Regions from separate parts of the Homo sapiens genome. Here region 1 is linked to region 2. A link is a contact called in ENCODE Hi-C data. All regions are on one chromosome and are shown on one strand. The core of a region is the stretch at or near the end of the contact, and the rest is flanking DNA. Distances in the headings are between cores, read along the strand shown.

Region 1 (2,916 bases), core at 259-2,758, 690 kb before region 2:
AGCATCTGAAGGGGAGAAGTACTGCTCTAGGCAGGTGATTCTCAAAGCTAAAGTGTGAGGAGCACCAGGAGGGCTTGTTAAACCAAGATTGCTGGGCTCCAGCCCCGGTATTTCTGATTCTGCAGGTCTGGGTGGGACCAGATAATCTGCATTTCTAGACCAGCTCTAGATGCTGCTGCCGCCCTGGAGACCCCTTGAGAGCCACAGAACTAGCCTGGAGATGAGCAGTCTAAGCCTGCTTTCGCCTCCCTCCATGAGCTAAAAATGGCTTTTACATTTTTAAATGGTTGAAAAAAAATCTAAGGAAGAGTAGTATTTTGTGACACATAAAAATTATACAAAATTCAAATTTGTCCGTGAATTTTAAAAGTTTTATTTGAACGCAGCCAAGCTCATTGATTTATGAATTGTTTATGGCTGCTTTTGAAGTACAAGGGCAGAGTTGAGTAATTATGCCAGGGGCTGTATGGCCTACAGAGGCTTACAATATTTATCATCTGGCTCTTTACATAAAAATGTTGCCATCCATGCGCTAAACTATTTAGAATATAACTGGAAACTAATTTTCAGAACCGTCAGAGATTCAATGCAGAATTCATTACAGTAAGTTCAGCTACTATAATCGTCTATAGCAGAGTACTGCTGTTAAATTTAGAAATAATGGAGCCTGAAAATATTCCTGTGTTTTAAGGTACTGATAGGACTACCCTTAAAGGCCTTTTCAGGGCTTGGCTTATTCTCACTTTGTAATGATAAAAATAAAGAAAAGGTTTATTTGTTATCATCTACGTTCTCTCCCATTGACTTTAAGTATGTGGCCATTATTTTTCAGTCAAATACGGTTGTGAACTAATTTGAAGAACCAGTGTTTTTTCTTTTTATTGTTGTCTGGTGCTATCTGTTCTCTCACCTAAGATGCATAGGCTGTAAAGCTTTTCTGGAGCCTGTGAATTGTTTCAGCACACCTCATATTTCACTAGTTCCTAAGGGGAACCAAAAATAACTCACCAAGACCACTATGCAGAGGCTCCTATAGCCATCTACAAGCATTTCCTTCCCTTCTGCAGTAAGTAAGCAGGAATAAGGGGTTCCCCAGCCCCAGGGAGGTCAGCATGAGGGGTAATGCTTTGCCAGAAAGGGCTGTGGCCTTACTAATGAGTTCTGCTCTTTCCTCAAGCTTCGCAGCTTACTGATTTCCATACTCGAGAATAACGTTTGAAGAAAAGGATGGTGTTTTTGGAAAACCAGCATTGACACCACTCTATCTTCCCTACTTATTTAATACCTTTTAGTGCCATGTTAGGATGACGCGTCATAGCTTGGCACTGCATGAACTAAAAACCAAATATGCAAATTGTTCACTTATTTTTTACCCTTTCCAATTACATTAGCAAACTTTGGGGGCTCAAATGCAAGGTGGTTTTGGATGTGGCAACCAGTTGCCAAAAACAGATGGAGGAAGTGAAACCAAGAAACAGCGAAGCAAACGGACTCAGAGGACGGGTGAGAAAGCAGCACCTCGCTCAAAGAAAAGGAAAAAGGACGAAGAGGAGAAACAAGCTATGTACTCTAGCACTGACACGTTTACCCACTTGAAACAGGTGAGGGTGAGTCATTTAGAGCAGCCTCTTTTAAAAGTCAAGGATATAGGCTGGGGGCAGTGGCTCATGCCTGTAATCCCAGCACTTTGGGAGGCTGAGGCAGGTGGATCACTTGAGGCATGAGTTCTAGATGAGCTTAGCCAACATGGCAAAACCTCATCTCTACGAAAAATACAAACATTTACTGGGCGTGGTGGTACACGCCTGTAATTCCAGCTACTTGGGAGGCTGAGGCACGAGAATTGCTTGAGCCTGGATGGCAGAGGTTGCAGTGAGCCGAGATTGTGCCACTGCACTCCAGCCTGGGTGACAGAATGAGACTGTGTCTCAAAAAAAAAAACAAAAAAAAAACAAACAATTCAAGGACACGAGAGATCAAATGCTAAAAGACATCTGGACAAGGAACCTAGTAGACTTTTTCCAAGCAGAATTGCACCGTATCCTATTGGCATCTGAAATTTACGGTAATACAAATGGATTGATAGGTGATAGTCAAGATTTTCTTATGTTCATAAGGAGTAGCCTCAGTACCAAGAAAAAAATCTGTCCTCAGTACTTTGTTGTGACTCTGAATCCAAAGAAACACATTGTGAATTCTGTTCTACACCTTTGTGGTTGTTACAGAAGGTGGGAGACAGTTGCTAACAGTGCTGTTGGTGGTACCCAGCCTCAGTTGATGCCCCAGTTTTTGCTGAGCATAGATAAGAAATATGTTTTTCTTGTTAGATGCCTGGCAGCATTCATTTAGTACAGAGCTTATTTTTAAGTCTCAAAGGTCTGTAGTCTCTCTCACTTACTCCAGCATTTTGATACTTGAAAATTTTAAGTCTCATTTTTCTGAAGCCTTATTCAACAAAGTTGCTTCGGGTCTTAGAAAGTTGAGCTACACTGAGTTCCTTTTATCATGTACATTACTCTTAAATGTGTTTTTTAATAGCAGCTCTCTCTGCTCCCTCTAATGGAACCAATCATTGGAGTGAACTTTGCGCACTTTCTTCCTTATGGCAGTGGCCAATTTAATAGTGGGAATCGACTTCTAGGAACTTTTGGCAGTGCTACCCTGGAAGGGGTTTCGGACTACTATTCTCAGTTGATCTACAAGGTATGTTTCTCTGCCAAGGTGTTGTCTTGCTTCATCTTTGGGTAACATGTCAGAATTGATAGAGCTTGTCTTATTTTTGTATTTAGTTTACATCTACTCTTCCAAGTTTTATTAAAACTTAAGTTCAGCTACAGGGTTAAAATTTTACCTGGTGAAGTATTTCTAGCATAAACATTTGAAGTTGTTTTTATAGGTAAGAATACAAATTGCAAG
Region 2 (2,700 bases), core at 23-2,522:
GGCTGTGTCTCAAAAAAAAAACAAAAAAACAACACTGGTTAAAGGGAAAAAAAATCGGAAAGGTGATGTCAATCTCCAGTGTTTTGTTTTAAAGCATAAATATACATTCAGTCACTCATCTTGTGAAATTTTCAAATTGTCATCTTTGAATATGAGTTCACCCACTGCTGTTCAGTATGACTACATCCACGATTTGTCCATTATGACTTCTGGTTCGGTTTCTTCCGAGTGAGATGCTTGGGAAACAGTCTACACCTCAACTATTTAGATTGCTGTGATTTTCCCCACCAGTCTTTTTCAGTTGGTTTGGCACACCTTATTAAGGAGCACCGTTTTTAGTAGATCAACTCACAGTATTCAACTTCTAGTTTTCAGACAAACAAAACTCTGTCTACACATACTTCAAAAGTTTGCAACATAAATTATGACTATGATGAATTTAACTGGCATAAGTGGGTTTGGGAACAAATGGGGCTGTTTTAAATAATGCCTTTTTTTTCTAGTAGCTCGTAGTTTAATCAGCATTCTCAAATTTGAGACATGAGGGAGTATGAGAAGAGTGGTGTTTTGTTTTTTAGAAATCTGTATGCTGAATACACAAATATTTATGAATATCCAAGAAATACGTCAGTAAAACTTTCCGAATCAACCAGTTTGATTCAGAAAATCAGTGATCTCAAGAAATTTAGCCACTTAGAACAGTACACATTTATGATCTCACAGTTTTTGTGGGTCAGGAATCTGGGTGTGGCCTAGCTGTGTCCTCTGCTTCAGTCTCTCAGAGCCACAGTGTGGGTATCAGCAGGGGCTGCAGTCCCATCTGAAGGCTTGCCTGGGGGAAGATGTTTCCCAGCGTGTTCACGTGGCTCTTGACAGGGTTGAGTTTCTTGCAAGTTGTTGGACTGAGCTTCTTAGTTCCTTGCTGGCCGCTGGCCTGAGGCTGCCCTCTGCTCCTTGCCAGGTGCTTCACTTCATTGGGGCAGGTGCACAAGAGAGCCAGGGAATTTCCTGCATGACAAGCCACTGTCTTTTATAACCTAACCGCAAAAGGGACATTCCATCACCTTTGCCATATTCTGTTCATTAGACGCACGTCACTAGGTCCATGCAGGGAGATGACACACAGTGTGGCCACTAGGAGAGCAGGAGATCTGGGAGCCGGCTCCAAGCTGCCTGCCACACAGTCCTAGTTCTTTCAGCTGTTTCTCACGTGACAGGGTACTGTATTTTTGCCCAAGTGGCGACACTTTTAAAGATAGGCAAATACAGCATGCGGAGGAAACCGTGGTTCTGTAATGCAACCGCAGGTCCTTAGGACACCCATATCCCATTTGTTGACCCACAGCGAGCTTGTAGGGGGGTTAAATTTCATTTTTGTTTTTATCAAATGACAGCACACATCGTTTAAAATAGCACAGTGTGTAATTCATTCAACAAGCTAACTTATTCTGAAGCTTGTGATGCAATCATGAACAAAGCAGACAAATCCCTGCCCTTGCGGACCTATTATTTCTGGTGTGGGAGACAAACAGTAAAACGACACACATGCGAGATAGGATGTCTGTGACCATGCTGCCAAGAAAAATAAAGTACGGAAGGGGTAAGAAATGGAAAGGAAATTTGTCATTTAGGGTAAACAGAAGAGGTGTAAGAAGTGACATTTGAGGCTGGGTGTGGTGGCTCACGCCTGTAATCCCAGCACTTTGGGAGGCCGAGGCAGGCGGATCACGAGGTCAGAAGTTTGCGGCTTGAGAGTCACTGGGGCCGAGTAAAGATGGCCACCCATCAGAGGATGTTGAACCAGGCACCGTCCATCTGCTGCAGCAGAGTCCTCTGGTTGCTGTGCTGAGCAGGGGTGGCGGGGAAGGGTTGGGGCTGTGGAACTGATGCAGGCAGACTTGGGCCAGGAATTCACACCTCAGCGGCAGCAGTGGAGGGGAGTGAGAAGCCGTCAGATTCTAGGTAGGATTTGAAAGTAGAGCCAGTGATGTGCTGGCAGATGTTTGCATGGGTTTTTTGGGGGAGGGTGGAAAATGATTTGTGGCCATTTGCCAGCAGTCAGTGGTATAAATAATCCTGCTGTGGCAGATTTCAAGTGATCATTATGACATCTCAGATCCCCTTCCCGGTGAGAGCCACCTCCATCCTAGAGTCATCGGCTCATTGATCTGATTGAAAGCCAAGAGATACTGGCATCACCCAGAGAATGTATGTACCTAGGAAAGAACACAGGAGCAGGCTGAATGTACTAGGGCACTCTAGGAAAAGCTGTTCAAGTTGTAATGTAAACAGTTGGTTCTTTGCTGAATGAGTTGGGTGATTAAAATTTGCATTTATGTGGTTTCTCAGCCCAGTGGTAGGCTTTCCGTTTGAATGCCTTACCTGTTTCACTTTGAATATCCTCAGTCAGGGTTGCTGAGTGTCAGATGTATGCACATGTGAATGGATTGCTAGGAAAAAACAGGAGTTCTTTGTGTTCATTTTATGTTATGTTAAAATGGTGAGTCTGTGACATTTTACATTTTTCCAGCTGGCAACATAACATACATTTAAAAACTTCAACATTAAAATGGATGTCTAATTTATACTTTTTGTTTTATAGTTTTGAAGTGATTAAAGTTATCCATGGCAAATTGTTGGATATGGTGGGGAAAGTACAGTAAGTAGTACCATTTTATCTGCTTGTTAGAGAAACTTCTT

The links. A loop is a pair of places that touch in the nucleus more often than their neighbours do. Pooled maps may share reads with other maps.
Region 1: a pooled map shows a loop between it and region 2 (7-fold over the local background). The contact joins two enhancer-like sites. A Hi-C loop is called at or near these places in 2 of 37 single-sample maps with no recorded cell type and 4 of 50 pooled maps.

The regions. Positions count from the first base shown.
Region 1 is chr7:152,157,548-152,160,463 of GRCh38, reverse strand. It overlaps KMT2C (lysine methyltransferase 2C), which reads left to right. Exons shown (of 59, transcript NM_170606.3): 44 at 1,392-1,601. Among named protein-coding and RNA genes, the nearest start is that of GALNT11, 130 kb to the right of the region's middle. RefSeq lists an enhancer at 1,443-1,502. Within about 2 kb of position 1,508, at least 5 of the 41 ENCODE cell types and tissues checked have a DNase peak (open chromatin) inside an H3K27ac peak, as active enhancers do.
Region 2 is chr7:151,471,508-151,474,207 of GRCh38, reverse strand. It overlaps RHEB (Ras homolog, mTORC1 binding), which reads left to right. Exons shown (of 8, transcript NM_005614.4): 5 at 2,603-2,659. Among named protein-coding and RNA genes, the nearest start is that of CRYGN, 33 kb to the right of the region's middle. RefSeq lists an enhancer at 883-1,142 and a silencer at 2,363-2,412. Within about 2 kb of position 1,272, at least 5 of the 41 ENCODE cell types and tissues checked have a DNase peak (open chromatin) inside an H3K27ac peak, as active enhancers do.